2 separate regions of the Homo sapiens genome follow, and region 2 is linked to region 1. The links are chromatin loops, found by intact Hi-C in ENCODE. Cell type or tissue: Caco-2. All regions are shown on one strand.

The links. Hi-C counts contacts between places; a loop is a spot of excess contacts. Peaks named below come from ENCODE experiments on the same cell type or tissue, not always from the same donor. Only the 100,000 strongest peaks of a DNase experiment are listed, where the experiment ranks them.
Region 2: a loop joins it to region 1, with 2.0 times the contacts of the local background. A loop is called at or near these places in 5 of 110 quality-filtered maps.

What each region holds. Positions count from the first base shown.
Region 1 is chr11:120,521,292-120,529,291 of GRCh38, reverse strand. All of the region lies in intron 1 of GRIK4 (glutamate ionotropic receptor kainate type subunit 4), which reads right to left. Among named protein-coding and RNA genes, the nearest start is that of GRIK4, 14 kb to the right of the region's middle. In Caco-2, no CTCF peak of the experiment used is centred here; DNase peaks (open chromatin) are centred at 1,881, 3,461, 5,493 and 5,759.
Region 2 is chr11:120,610,227-120,618,226 of GRCh38, reverse strand. The region is part of intron 1 of GRIK4 (glutamate ionotropic receptor kainate type subunit 4); the gene reads right to left. Among named protein-coding and RNA genes, the nearest start is that of GRIK4, 100 kb to the right of the region's middle. RefSeq lists enhancers at 4,865-5,204, 7,710-8,000. In Caco-2, no CTCF peak of the experiment used is centred here; DNase peaks (open chromatin) are centred at 4,766, 5,046 and 5,363.

The sequences.
Region 1 (8,000 bases):
CAGACACTGTGTTAAAGTGTGGCACAGAAGTGGATGTGGTGACTTGATGCCTGGCCTCCCACAGCTCAGTGCTACAATGTAAGTTGTAGGTTACAATGCAAGGTGGGAGTGCTCCAAAGGGAACGAGGGTTGGGGCTGCAAGAGCACATGAGGGTCGGGGTGGGGGGTTATGCAGGCTCAGGGAGGCGTCAGGAAAGGGCTTCCTGGAAGAGGAATGGATAAGGAGTAGTGAAGCAAGAGAAGGAGAGGAGGTGGAAGGAGGAGTTGCAGGCAGAGTGAACAGCATGTGCAAAGGTCCTGAGGCAGGGAGCCAAAGCTACCCTGGGAAACTAAAGTGCTGTAGATGGGCACATGCTCAATAGATGGTGATGTGGTTTGGCTGTGCCCCCACCCAAATCTCATCTTGAATTGCAACTCCCACAGTTCCCATGTGTCGTGGGAGGAAACTGGTGGGAGGTCATTGAATCATGGAGGCAGGTCTTTCCCGTGTTGTTCTCATGCTAGCATCTCATGAGAGATCTCATGGGTCTCACAAGATCTGATGGTTTTATGAGGGGCAGTTTCCCTGCACAAGCTCTCTCTTTGCCTGCTGCCATTCATGTAAGATGTGACTTGCTCCTCTTTGCCTTCCGCCATGATTGTGAGGCCTCCCCAGCCACGTGGAACTGTAACTTCATTAACCCCTTTTTCCTGTATAAGTTACCCAGTCTCTGATATGTCTTTATCAGCAGCATGAAAACAGACTAATACAGATGGGTTCCCTAAGACAGGCTCAGAGGAAAGAAGGGTCCCCCATAGTCCCTGCCCTCAGCCAGCCTCCAGTCAAACAGGGGTGACAGGACCAACATATTTCAGACAGACTTAATATAAAAAAATTATAGGGTCGGGCTTGGTGGCTCATGCCTGTAATCCCAGCACTTTGGGAGGCCAAGGCGGGCAGATCATGAGGTCAGGAGATCAAGACCATCCTGGCTAACACTGTGAAACCCCATCTCTATTAAGAATACAAAAAATTAGCCGGGCGTGGTGGCGGGCACCTGTAGTCCCAGCACTTTGGGAGGTTGAGGCAGGCAGACTGCTTGAGCTCAGCAGTTCAAGAACAGCCTAGGCAACATGGTGAAACCACGTCTGCACAAAAAATACAAAAATAAAAAATAAAAAATAGCTGAGCATTGTGGCCCATGCCTGTGGTCCCAGCTACTCAAAAGGCTGAGGTGGGAGGACCGGCTGAGCCCGGGAGATCGAGGCTGCAGTGAGCCCAAATCCCGTCACTGGGCAATAGAGTGAGACCCTGTCTCAAAAAAATAAAATAAAATAAAAGGACTTGTTTGTTGATGAGCTCACTCTATTCACAACGCATGTGTCCCTGCTGAGGGCCAGGATAAAGCAGCTGAAGGGGTTAACCAGAGCAGGCCTCCCAGAGGAGGTGAGGCTGGTTCCGCTGGTAAAGAAGCCTCTTCCTCCACCCGTGAGTGGGACCACCAGGCCCTCTTTTTCCCCACCTGATTGGAAACCTTGGACAACAATGAGGCTGTATCTGCTCTGCCAGCTGCATATAAATGCAAGCACAATGCCACCTCTCTCTCACCAGACAAGGCCACACGCCAGGGGTGGCTTAGTGTGAGCGAGGCTGTCTGGCTCAGCCACATCACAAAGGTAACAAAAGCACCTGAATGCCCGTCTTCCTCCCAGCCCCCAGCCCGCCCCTGGAGGATGCAGGTGCGAGTGTCTGGGGCGCAGTTAGGCCTCTGGGAGGAGATAAATCCCCAGCACGGGCTCCAGGAAGGCAGGAGGGAACTTGCAGCGGCTCCCTGCTCCCCTCCTCTGCTGGGATAAGCATTGCCATGCTCCCTCTCTCACCGGCAGGGGTCTGCCCTGAGGGGTTTTAACTGAGTGAAACACCATCTGCTCCGGGGTCCCCACCCAGCAGACCCTGCAGACAGATGCTGTCCAGCTCCCGCCCCTGCTTCCTCCCACTCTGGAAGCATCTCCACCCTGGGGCCGCAGGGAGCTGAGGCTGCTCTCCACATTCCATGAAAGCTGAGGCCTGGCAGGACCCCAGCAGGGGCAGAGCCACAAAGATGACGCAGCTCCAGAAGCCAAAGCCCCGGCAAGCCGAGGCGGGATCAGGGCAACCCCACCTGCCTTTGCATCCTCCAGGTTCCCCAGGACTGGGTGCTGGCTCTGGTCAGACCCTCTGCCACGGGCTGGCTGTGTGACTTTGGGCAACTTCTGCAACCTCACTGAGTTTCCCCACTTGTAAAATGTGAGTTGTTGAGGTTTAAATGAGAAAATGTTTCTTCTGCCTAAAGTGTTCAACCACTATTTCTATTAACATCATTCCAGGTTTCCTCTTGGACACTGTCAAGTGACCGCCCTTTAGCCATTTATAACCTGACTGTGATAAGCACTTTAAAAACGAACTTTTTTTTTCTTTTTTTTGAGATGGTGTTTCACTCTTGCTGCACAGGCTGGAGTGCAATGGTGCAATCTTGGCTCACTGCAACCTCTGGCTCACTGCAACCTCCGCCTTCCAGGTTCAAGTGATTCTCCTGCCTCAGCCTCCCAAATAGCTTGGATTACAGGCATGTGCCACCACACCTGGTTAATTTTGTATTTTTAGGGGAGATGGGGTTTCACCATGTTGGTCAGGCCGGTCTTGAACGCCTGACCTCAAGTGATCCACCAACCTCATCCTCCCAAAATGCTAGGATTACAGGCATGAGCCACTGTGCCCGGCCTAAAAACAAACTTTTTGAATTGATGTATACTGTTTACACAGAAAAGTGCACATGGCTGGGCACAGCGGCTCACACCTGTAATCCCAGGGCTTTGAGAGGCCGAGGTGGGAGGATCGCTTGAGCCCAGAAGTTCAAGCCGGGGCAACATAGAGAAACACTGTCTCTAGAAAGAAAAAATATAAAAAATTAGTGGGGCATGGTGGTACATGCCTGTAGACTCAGCTACTGGGGTGAGAGGGCGGGTGCCAGGGTGGGAGAATCACCCTGAGCCCGGGAGATGGAGATCATGCCACCGCACTCCAGCCTGGGCGACAGAGTGAGACCTGCCTCAAAGGAAAAAAAGAAAGAGAAGTGCACATAAGTGTGCAGCTCAAGGAATGTCCACAGAACTAGCTCTCAGATCACGAAATAGAGCATTATCAGTATTCTAGAGGCCCTTTCTCAGGCCCCCTGCCAAGGCTAACTGCTATCCCAGCTTCTATTACCATAGATTACTTCGCCTGTTTTTGAACTTTATATAAATAAAATCACACAGTACGTACTGAAAACACCTTCAGACTTAAGAAGCCCTTTCACAGGTGGTATCTTATTTGCTCTTCCCCAACCCTGTGAGATTAGGTTTTTCATTGTCCCCATTTTATTGCTGAGCAAACAGAGGCTTCAGATACATGAACAAACTTGTCCAACGCCGCACAGTGAGTAGAGAGAGGGACTCTAACTCCAGCTGTCCAAGCCCTCCCGTCACCCCCCACCACACCAGGCTACTTCCCACACGTCAAACCAGCCTCTCCCTGTGCCCCAGTTAAGGCCGCTCCTCCCCAGAGCCCTACTTCCTCCAGGAAGCTTCCTTGGATTGCTCAGAGGAGAACCATCAGCTTGTCCCACTCTGCCCCCATCCCCAGCCTAGACACGGGGACGTAGCACGCGGCTAACCTTGGTGTGGGTCTGATGAGTGTGTGTTGACTGCCTGCTATGGTTTCTGTAACACCCCTGCTGGTCTCTTCTCCATGTGCCTCTCAGAGTCACAACACCCAGAGGACAGGGCTGCTTCTACAGCTCTTTCCACGCCCTGCCCAGTATGAATGGGGCTGGCTGGCAGCTGGGGTTGGAATGGGCACTGCATTAGGTCAGGTGGGGAGCAGGGCACATGCTCCCCTGGTTTGATGGGAGGCTCCTGGTGAGTCCGTCTAATGAAAGGTATGATACCAAAGGCACTAGCGGCCAGGGGACCCCATTTCAAACCTCGATTCTGCAAGTCACATGATCTCAGGCAAGTTCCTTCCCTCTCTGAACCTCAATGCCCTCACTTGTGAAATGAGACGGCTAGACTCAATCTGACTTGACAAAGCCATGGTACCCTGTGGCCATGTCAGATATCACCCCTTCCCAGGGCCCCTTCCCAGCGCCCCTTCCCAGGGAGTCCAGTGCCCCTTCCCAGGGAGCCCACAGTTGGCCTCAGACTTCTTTGGACCCAGCACTGCAGGCATCATGGATCCACTGAGAAGGGTAAGAAGGGGAAGCCTGTCCAGCAGCCTTGACCAGGGAGGTCCAGAGTCACTGGGCATTCATGGTGCAGCCCCTGATGGGCTCCAGAAGCCAAGAAGACGGAAGGTGGACTAGGACCTCAGCTCACCCTGCAGACCGCAGGGACCTCTGTCATCCCCACACAAAGGCGACCTCTTCCTGGGGCTCTCTGCCACCACAGTACCCAATCCTGACCTGCCCAGTGCCCTGCCACGTAACTAGCTCCGCGTGATGATAAATGCCCCCAGGATGCAGGCAGCCCCTAGCTCACACTGGGTATGTCTGAAGGAGCACCCCAGGTCCAATCCATGTTCCCAGAGCCTCCTCCTGACTCATGGCAGCTGCAGTGCCCACAGCCTGATCCAGAAGTTAGCGCTGTCAGCCCAAACGCCACCTTTGCTCTTACCAGTCACCCCAGTACAGTCCCCCTTGACCCATTGATGCCAGGCTCATCTGGGTTCGAGGAGGGGGTAAAGTGCCTGGAGCCAAGGTCCAGGTAGGCCTGGTGTTACTCTTTGTACTGGTTCAGCTCCATCGCCGGCTACACTAACCTGAGAAACCAGTCCTGTCATCCACCAGGGGAAATGTGTTTTAAGATCACACAATTGACTTTTCAATCCCATACATCTGCGAGTCGAAGGCGGCCCATCCAAGCTTTCCAGAGTCAAGGCTCATTGCTAGTCTAGGGCTCCAGAGTCCAGGGCCTCTGCAGACAAGCGGCTCACCAAAGCAGCCGTTCACCCACTAAACGCATACTGAGCACCCAGTGCTGTTCTGGTTGTTGGGGAAAGAATGCAGAAACGGCCAGACGCGGTGGCTCACGCCGCTAATCCCAGCACTTTGGGAGGTCAAGGCTGGTGGATCATGAGGTCAGGAGATCGAGACCATCCTGGCTAACATGATGAAACCCTGTCTCTATTAAAATACAAAAAATTAGCCAGGCATGGTGGTGTGCGCCTGTAGTCCCAGCTACTCGGGAGGCTGAGGCAGGGGAATCACTTGAACCTGGGAGGCGGAGGTTGCAGTGAGCCGAGATCGTGCCACTGCACTCCAGCCTGGTGACAGAGCAAGGCTCCGTCTCAGGAAAAAAAAAAAAAAAAGAATGCAGAAGCAAACAGTCCCTGTGCAATGGAACCCGTGCCTTGTGGGGAGACAGATGATGATCTCTGATGACCTCCCCAAAGCATCCAAGGGTGGCCTGACCTTGCTCTACCAGCCCCACCCTGATCATCTCCCAGCTGGGCTGCTCAGGTTCTTCCCCTGCTGGGAGCTGGAAGTTCCTTAGAAAGGCACTGGCCACACGGAGAAGCAGTGGCTAAAGAGACGAAGGCAGACCCGGGCAACACCGAACCACAAAGCCCAGGTTCAGCTGTGTGACCCTGTGTCGGTGTCTCAGGTTCTCTGGACATCTGTGTTTTCCCTTGTCCAATGGGACTAATAAGACCTGCCGTGGAGGGCTGGTGTGAGGACCTGCAGTAACGCAGGATGGCAACTGGAGAAGCAGCGAGAGAAGTAGCAGCATTATTGGCCCAGGAATACAGGACAAAAGTCGGCTCCTCCTCCACCCCTAAAGCCCAGGGTCAAGCTCTTGACATACCCCCTCCCACTTCCCTCCCCAAAGGAGCTGAGGGCAAGAGAGAGCCCAGCAGCCGCCACCCCACAGCTCCGTGCAGGAGAAATGCACTTTCTCAGCTGACTTCCGCTACTCAGACAGCCCGATTGCTTTGTTTACTGCCAATTTGCACCCCACCTGGCAGATCTCATGTTCCGGCCTATTTACTCTGGACTCTGGCAGGACCGTTACGTTTCAAAGGAGAGTCGGCTGATGCTATTTTAGCACAAATAAACTGGTGAGCTTCCTCCATCTAGTTGCCTACTCTGTGCTCTTAGATTTGGGTCAGCTGAAATTTTGGCCCCCTGATGGGGTGTCTGCATCCCCACCCAGCCTCCTAGGAGCAGTGGAGAAGCAACAGTTCTCCTAGTCCTCAGGCTCCTGTCCCCAGGACCCCACCACCAATCTGGCATCTGACAGATTCAGCAGGTGTCTGTGCACACATTTTGTAAGGGCCCAGCCTTGAGATGGGGCCAGCTGTGCTGCTCCGTGGCTGTGCCTGGCACATAGGAGGCACTCTGGAAACATGCTAAAGAACGGATGTGTGACAACCCTCAGCGCAGCCCTGTGGCCAAGGATCTATCTCCCTCATAAGGCAGGTCCCAGCCTTGGACATTTCTCTAGGCCCACAGGCTGTTGTCTTCCTGGCCAGGGGATTTCAGTTTGGGGAAGGGTCTTGGAAACTGAGGTAGAAGGAGACTGAAAGTTGGCTTTGCTTCTTGTTCATTAGGTAGCTTCACATTCAGAAGGCTGGAATGGGGTTCCAAGGAGGGTGCAGAACAAAGACCCATGGGAGCCAGGTGCAGTGGCTCACACCTGTAATCCCAGCACTTTGGGAGGCCAAGGCGGGCGGATCACCTGAGGTCAGGGGTTCGAGACCAGCCTGGCCAACATGGTGAAACCCTGTCTCTATAAAAATACAAAAATTAGCCGGGTGTGGTGGTACACACCTGTAGACCCAGCTACTCAGGAGGCTGAGGCAGGAGAATCGCTCGAACCCGGAAGGTGGAGGTTGCAGTGAGCTGAGGTCGCGCCACGGCACTCCAGCCTGGGCAACCGAGCGAGACTCCATCTCAAAAAAGAAAGAAAGAAAAAAAAGACCCATGGGAAATCAATTTGGCTCAGTCTAAGGTAAAACCTCCTGGTATGTTTAGAAGTCACTTGCATTGACTGAGCACATTCCCTACGCCGGGCAAGGCACTGGGTGCTTTCATGTGCTCCCTCGTTTCACAGCTGCCCAACTCAGCGATGGCCTGCCTTAGGATCACTCCAGAGCATGGCCCAGGCTGCCTAGTTCATATCCCGGCTCTATCACTTGGCTCATGTGTCATCTTGGGCAAGCTACATAACCTCTGTGGTTATGTATTTCCTCATGTGTAAAGTGGGACAACAGTACCTACTTCATAGGGTTGGCTGGAGAATCAACTTAATACATACAAAGCATCTAGAACAGTGCCTGGAAGGTGGTAAGTGCTCAATGATGTCAGCTTTCAGAAGAAGGGGAAAATGGAGAAAGAGGAAGAAGAGCAGAAGGCGGCAGCAGCCGAGGCAGGATAACCACCCGCGGGAGATAATAGAAGCTCAGGTAGGACGTCAAATGCAATGATCTCGAGTTACTTCAAGAATAAGATTCTAGGATTCATTTAACCTCCCTGGACTTCATTCAGTTTTCCCAGCAATACAACAGGCGTTCTCATTACCTGACAAGTGCTGCTTTCTTCCGTGTGATATTCTCTACCTTGGGAATAGCAGGTGTTCCCAGGGACCACTGCCTCTACCACCGCACAAACTGGAAGGCACAGGGTGGCAGATGCAGCCCTGGGCAAGGGGCAGGAGTCCTGGGAACTGATCCAACTTTCCAATCAAATAACTATGTGGCTTTCGGCTAGTTACTGAAATTCTGAGAGTCTGGGACAATAATTTTAACTGCCCTCCTGTCTCTCAGGTTTGTGGCCCTGTGAGCTCTTTGGGGGAGAGGACACAAATCACCAAGAACATAATAAGCCGTTGGGCATGTGACTACCATCAGAAAGTGGCATTGTGGGCCGGGCGTGGTGGCGCACACCTGTAATCCCAGCACTTTTGGAGGCCAAGATGAGGGATCACTTGAGCTCAGGAGTTTG
Region 2 (8,000 bases), 89 kb before region 1:
ACAAATCCCTAGAACAGGGACACTAGGAAGCCAGGCTCTTTGCTAAGACATAGTAAAAGTGACCTTTTACTCCAGTTTCCAATAAGTTTCTCATCTCCATCTGGACACATCCAGAGCCTGGCTATCTCTGTTCATATCACTATCTGCATTTGGGTCACAACCATTCAAAAAGTCTCTAGGAAATTCCAAATCTTCCTGCCTTCTGCTGAGCCCTCCATACTCTCTCAGCCTCTGCCTATTACCCAGTTCCAAAGTTGCTTCCACATTTTCAGGTATCTTTATAGCAATACCCCACTCCCGATACCAATTTTCATTATTATTCCATTCTCACGTTGCTATAAAGAAATATTTGAGACTGGGTAATTTATGATGAAAAGAGATGTTACTGGCTCACAATTCTGCAAGCTGTACAGAAAGCACAGCAGCATCTGCTTCTGGGGAGGCCTCAGAAAACTTACAATCATGGCCAAAGGCAAAGGAGGAGTGAGCACTTCACACAGCCGGAGCAGGAGGAAGAGTGGGGGAGGTGCTACACACTTTTAAATGACCAGATCTCACAAGAACTCATTGACTATCACAAGAACAGCACGAAGAGGGAAATCCACCTCTATGATCCAATCACCTACAACCAGGCCCCACTGATCCAAATGATATCACTGTCTGTACAAAAAATTTCGAAATTAGCCAGGTGTAGTGGCACATGTCTATGGTCTTAGCTCCTCAGGAGGCTGAGATGGGAGGATCACTTGGGCCTGCGAGGCTGAGGCTGCAGTGAGCTGAGATCGTGCCATTGCACTCAAGCCTGGGCAACAGAGTTAGATCCTGCCTCAATAAATAAATAAATAAATAAGATAAAATAAAATAAAATAAAATAAAAAAGCTTTTCCCAGTCATGAACTATTAATCTTCTTAGTCAGCTGTTCATCCAACCATTATTTATTAACCACCTACTAAGTGCCAGGTACCTAAGCTAGGTACTAAGAAAACAATGGAAAGCAAAGCAGACATAGCCCTGCTGTATAGAGCTGACTGCGGTTCTTAACCGTAACCTCTTGCGAGACAAAAGACCATTTTGAGACTCTGGCTGAAGGTTTTACGCTCTTGCCCAGAGAAACACACATCACTACTTACACGTAACACTTTGCCAACATTCACGGGGCTCCCGAGAAGGTTCCCCAGGAGAACCCCTGTCCTAAGTGAACTTTTTGCTCCAGTCACACCTGTCCACTGCCATCCTGGAACCCTCTTTGATCATTCTAGCAGAGGCTTTTAAGCCTCTTAAAAAAGTCCCCTTTAGCAGTGGCAACTTCAAGGAACCCCAGGGCAAAAGCCCAATAAAAACTGCTTGATGCACAGGGGGCACTGGAATCACTTGTACAGGTAACTGTAGTGTATTATAAGCTTGTTTGGTGCAAGGAAAGCTGACTGGTTCATTGCCTGAGACAAAAGGGTTATCTTGTAAAATCTGAGCAGCCCACTCCCATATCTGAAATCTGTGTGCTCCCTCAAGGTCTTGACGTAGTTTCATGTGCTGATCTTTGGTTTTCCGACACCTTTGGAGGGGTCTGGTGCCTTGTGCATGACCATCTCCAGTCCCTCTGCTCCCCTCTCAACATTCTGTATCCCTTCCTGGCCACCATGGCCAAAGCACTTTGGCCATGAGGCATTGTAGGGCCAACTTCCTATTCCATCCATCCTGGCTGAATAGCCTAGGGTCAAATCTTCCAGACCAAAGTATCCAGCTTCCGTCTGAAGATAATGGCTCCCTAAGGAACATGTCTGTCACGGCCAATTTGAAAGAGCAATCTAACAGGCGCTTCCTCAGGACCCCTTATGAAAGCTCCATTCTCCACTGCTGCCTTTATGACTGAGCTCCAGCTAAGGTGCACCTGCGGATCTCTTAGTAAAGGGATTATTGACCCACAAGCTGAGTGGTCACAATCCATCATGGCCCATTCTACAGGCCCCTCTGCTCCTGGGGCTGGCCCAGACTCCGTGGCTCAAATATGGGTCAGTCCACAGCCCTCTTCCCCATCCCCACCATGCACCAATTCCCAAGTTCTTCCCTCTGCCCCATCCCCACCCCAACAAAGATGTAAGGCCAGGGATTTTATGAAGTGCCTAGGACTGGCAGAATCCAAGGTCTCTTAGATTGATCTAATGTAATGGATCCCGGGTGCTTGACCTGTCAGCCAGCAGACAGCTGGGTCCTGGAGGAGACAAACCTCTGAAATCAGCTGGTAACCCTCTGCCCTCTTTGTAACCCAATTCCTGCTTCTCCCCAACTCCTGGGATTTCAGGCCTGGAAGGGATACTAGATCCCATCACTTAGCAGATGAGGACGCTAGGCCCAGAGAAGAGAAGTAGGGGGACACATAAGCAATGAGTGAGACTGAAATCAAGATCTCCTGGCTCCTACTCCAGAGCTCTTCAGTTGTCAGATTAAAATGAAAACTGAGCACCCAGTTAAAGAGGATCCTGGGGATCCCCACCCACAAGCTGCAATCACAAAGCCTGATGGCAAAGTCACTTACCAGGCCCTAGGGGCAGGAAGAGTGCCAGCCAAGCCCAGTAGGTAGAATGCATTACTGAGAGGTCTCTAGGGGCTCCCTGGGACAAAAAGAGTGACAAGCCAGAGCTGGCATGGCTGGGCTTCCTGGAATAGAGAAGAGAGCCAGAGCCCGGGCAGCTGCCAGGCCCTGCCAGGCAGACACAAATTCATCAAAGGGTGAGGGGCTACGACATTCCTCAGAGTCTGACTTAAAGGCAGCTTCCATCCATCAAGGCCCAGGTACCCTTCAATCCATATTTTTGGGGCATAATTAACAGGCTTTTAGTTGGATTGAATCTTATTTTTGGTGTCTATACACAGGAGGCCCACAGAAGTAGCCCACCCAACCCGCTCAATGCTTTGTGAAGTGCCATTTGGCAGAACCAAGCTCTCAGATGGTGAGCGCAGCCAGGAAAGATGGTATGGTACTAGGTTCAGGGCCTCAATCGGCCTCCTACAAGCTGCATAAACTCACTTAACCACTCTCTGCCTCAGTTGCCTCAAATAGCAAACAAGAATAACAACACCTGCTTCATGGGATATCAAAAGGACCAAGATGAGATACACAGAAAAAGCACCTAGCATGGTGCCTGACACAAACGAAACCCACGATGAATGCATATTTGCTTACGGTTTTTGTTTGTTTGTTTGTTTTGTTTTTTGTTTTGTTTTGTTTTGAGATTGAGTCTTGCTTTGTTGCCCAGGCTGGAGTGCAGTGGCGCGATCTCAGCTCACTGCAAGCTCCGCCTCCTGGGTTCACACCATTCTCCTGCCTCAGCCTCCCGAGTAGCTGGGACTACAAGCGCCCGCCACCACACCCGGATAATTTTTTGTATTGTTAGTAGAGACGGGGTTTCACCATGTTAGCCAGGATGGTCTCGATCTCCTGACCTCATGATCCACCCGCCTTGGCCTCCCAAAGTGCTGGGATTACAGACGTGAGCCACCGCGCCCAGCCAACTTACAGTTTTAATAAATCAGATCACTGCCAGTGTCTTCCAAGAAATAAAAATTGCAAAAATGCTCCTAGAACCGTAGGGTAGCTGGCATGTACATCTGAGTGGGGTTACAGCCACAGGAGATGTCTTCACTGCAATGGCCAAGCCTGGGTCTAGGATGCAGTAGTTCAGATTGGCCAGGAGCAGCTGTGGGGCCATGTCCACTTCTCTCACACTCGCTGATCCGGGGGCCTCCAGATGCAGGCACCTCTGTCTCATCCAAGAACTTTCTGGTCTCTGGAGCTCATGCAGCCCATGCACATGGGACAGGCCCCAAGTGCTAGACCCTAGCTAGTGGCCATACTCTCCCACTGTGCCCCAGTGGGATTGGGCCCCGGGTGGCCACAGTTTTATGGTCTTCTTTCCCTTCCCTGTCTCACTTCTCCACTCTTCTATCAGGCAAATGAGTGCACTTTTAAAAAACCATAACCCCCTTTCTGTGTGGTTCCCAGGACCACCAACCACATAACCACTTGCACTTACTTCTGTCTTCACTTGGGGTCTGTTTCTGGGGGAGCCACGCCTACATGGGGGGCAGGCCAGGCACTGCACTGAGGGCCTGTCCCCATCACTGCCTGCAGGGAAGGTTCACAGAAGGAAGCGAGAGAGGATGCAGGCTGAGCTTACATATGCAGAGGGGAGGGAACAGAGGGCAGGGTGAACCAATTGATAACCTAAGGTTAAGACCAAACTCCTGGGAGAAAACAGATTGCCCATTGCTGAGTCAAAACAGAACAGCATGTCTTTGAGTTCACAGATTCCTCTTTTCTAGGCTATAGTAGGGCTGGCAACTTTGCCAGAAGGATTATCAGGACAATTTTTAAATGCCTCAGCACCCTGAGACAGTGAGCAGGGCAGTGTGCAGAAAGCTCACCCCACACCTGACTCTGGGCTCTTAAATCCTTCCCTTGGACCACACAGACGCTCCTGCAGAGCTCAGGAGCTTCCCTGCCCCAGGACCTGGAGCCACCTTCCAATCAAGGATAGAATCACAGCATTTTGGGGATGGAAAAACACGGAGGGCATCTCCTCCAAGCTCCATCTGAGGCATGAATCCCTGCACATCATGTCTGCAGCACCTTTCAAGGGAGCAAGAACAATGTGTACACATGCACACACGCAAACACATGCACACTCCGTGTGCTGCCCTGCATTCCTGGTCAATCCCCCCAGTGCTATTTGCCTTGTACAACACATGCACACATCAGCCCCACACAGATTAAGGGGATTAGCTCTTATCAAGAGCTTTGTATCTCCAAAGCTCTTATCAACATCAGCTAATTAAGCAGACAGCCCCCCTTCCCTTGGCTGAAGGGTATAGAAAGCACAGGACAAGAATTGACAAGACCTGAGTGCTAGTCCCACTGTGGGGGCATGTCTTCTTGTACAAGACACAGAGAAACAGGAAGCAGTTATTATGATACCCCACACAAGAGAAGAAGAAACAGAAAGTGTGAGGAACTTACCCAAGGCCAATCAGCTAAGCAGCAGCTGGGCTCAGCTGTGAACTTTGGTCTCTCCAACTCCAGAACCCGAGCTCTCTGAGTCACAACGACACATGGATATGAGTAATCATCCTCATTCTCACCAGCCAAGACCCCAATGGCAGAGACCAGCCCTCCAGCCTCAAATGGCTCTTTATCCCAGCAACCCCACCACTCACACACAGAACCCTGCTTAATACGAGGGTCACTGATTAGAAATGCTTTTTTCTCACACACACACTCGGGTTTGCACCATGTGCCCATGACCCTCCTCCCCTACCTACCTCACTCCTCTTTGTCCCTGTGTTCCCTGCCCCGCTCAGGGCTCTACACACGGTGGAAGCTCAGAGCTCTGGTATGGCCTCTGTCTGACCCACCCAGAGTCAGCAGGGAGCACTCTCCTGTCACAGACAAAGCCCCAAAGCCAGTTCCCATCCACCACAAAGTAGCCCGATAATGAGGGCTACACTGACAACTTCTAGTGTCAAGTCTAATAATTCCCTTTAACTGAGATCTTTTGCCTTCAGTGAAGTCATCAGTGGCTTTCAGGAAATGATCAGAAAAACCCTTTGGATTTCCACCTGTCATGGGGAATCCCACATGCTATACGTTTCATCATAGGGACTCAGGCTTAGTCAATTCTTTCAAATGTTGGCACCCCTTAACAAGGCTAATAAGATTTTTTTTTTTTTTTGCCTCAAAAGTCTTAATAGGATAGAAAATTTAAGGAAATCAATCAGTAATTAATTACCCATTAAATTATCTGCCCAGTATTATGAGGACACAGAAGTATTTAGTAAAATCCTTGCTCTCACGGAATGTAGAATGGATAATGAGAAAAACTAGCATTACAATGAGATAACAGCTGAACAGGCTTCCACACTACAAATATAGTAGGAAATTTATCATTCATTCATTCAACAAAGTGCCATTTAAACTCTACCAATGGTAAAGTCTACTATAGATGGACCCATGGTGGTTCACGGGCGGACGAGTTGTCCCACAGGGATAGATACGAGGTGTATCGCAAAGGAGATACATCACATAAGTAAGTGATACAGGACAAGGTAAAGTATGACAAGCATGTCAGGAGAAGAATGAATTAAGTATTACAGGAGCGGTACAGAAAAGATGGAATTACTAGGGAAGGCTTTGTGGAAGCAGCAGGACCTAAGTTACAATCGGCCCTGCAAGGAGGTAAGGGGTCACCAACTTTCTATCCCTAGGAGGGGGTGCCCTCAACCCAAAAGCACAGCACTCCCTGCACTGCACAAAAGAACTCAGGATTCATCTTAAGAAATCAGAAGCTAGCAGGTTCACACGCACTGGCTTCATCCCAGGTGGGGCGCACCAGGCCTGGAATTAGAGCACTCATCCGTCCAATGAACATTTCAGGAACACTGATGCTGCGGGGGAAGGGAGGAGGCACAGTCTCCGCCCCCACCGAGCTTATAGGCAGATGGGGGAGAGAGACAAGCAAACTCCACCAACAAGAGATGGATGAAGGGTTATACCACACACAGGAGTGTGCTGAACTGAGACTGGGGTAGTGGGCAGTGAGGGATTATGCACGGAGGAAGGGTGACTAAAATGAATCTTGAAGAACAGATGAGAGCTGGGTGTGCAGGCTGCAGCCGTGAAAGCAAATCATGATGATAACAGTAACAATTATGATACACCATTATCACCATTTTTTGAGCGCCTTCCTTGTCTTTTGCCAGAAACTGTACTTGGTATTTCACACACACACGTGCATGCATGCAGACACGCACACGTTAATGCTAATCATTTTTTAGTGTGTGTGTTCAGGATGCAAGTGATCCTTACAATTATACTGCATATTAAATATTATTGTTCCTCTTTGACAGATGGAGATACTAAGGCCCGAAGAGATGAAACCACTTTCTCACAGCCACACATCCAGTAATCAGCAGAGCTAGGATTCAAATCTCTCTACATCCTATCCGCTATTCCACACTTTGGAGCTACTGGGTGGAGTTCCTATGTGGCCTCCTGGACAAATGGGCCAAGGGAGTCATCGAGGGGCCAGAGTCCCTAGATCTCTGCACCCCAATCTAGAGTCCCAGGGGCTGAACGAAGGTGAGCTGACCCTCTCCTGGTTCTGCCTCGAGCTGTCAATCCAAATCAAAGTCTTGTCCGCTCACTGGGCCTTGGTTTCCTGTTGAAAACGACAGGACATGGGCCGGACGTTCTTTCAAGGCTCTTCCTGCGCTGACATTCTGAGACTCTGTGGTTCTCATGTAAAAGGCCTGAGCACCAATACAGAACCTGGTCAGAGAGTTTCCAATCAACATGTTTTGCTTGCACCCAGGCTTGTGACTCACTAGGCATAACCTGTAGCAAGAATCCCCTTGCTGGGGAGGGGGACCTCCCTAGGGCAGAATGGGCAAATCCCAGAGTTCCTGAAGCTCAAGACACTGCAGGCATTTCCTATTTCCTGCATCCTCCCTTCACTTCTCCTATCCTGTCGTTCCTTTGAAAACTTAGAGTGAGCTCCGCAGACCACAAAGAACATGCTGCACTGTCTTCTGGGCATGCCACTCCTGAATGACAGTGTCCCCTACCATCTGGTCTCTCACAGACTCCAAGCCCCCAGCCCACTGTGCTCTCCACCCTCCACTCCGGCTGCCTGGGCCAGCCCCAGGACAGGTGAGAGAGCTCATCAGCAGAAACCACGAAGCCAGACACCATCCCTGCGGCCACCCTCTCCCAGCAACACACAGCCATGCCACGTGTTCCGAGGCTTAGGGGGTTGGCATCCAGGAGTGCTGCACACAAGAATAAACAATCTCATCTCTGAGTGTATATTTTGTCTTCATTATGCCACTGTGAAGGTGTTAATATACAACTTACAACATATTAATCACCCCTCTAACTTCCAAACGCTAAATGCATCATTAACATTCATGTTTTCTTCAATTACTTGGCTGTTCTGGGGGAAGGGAG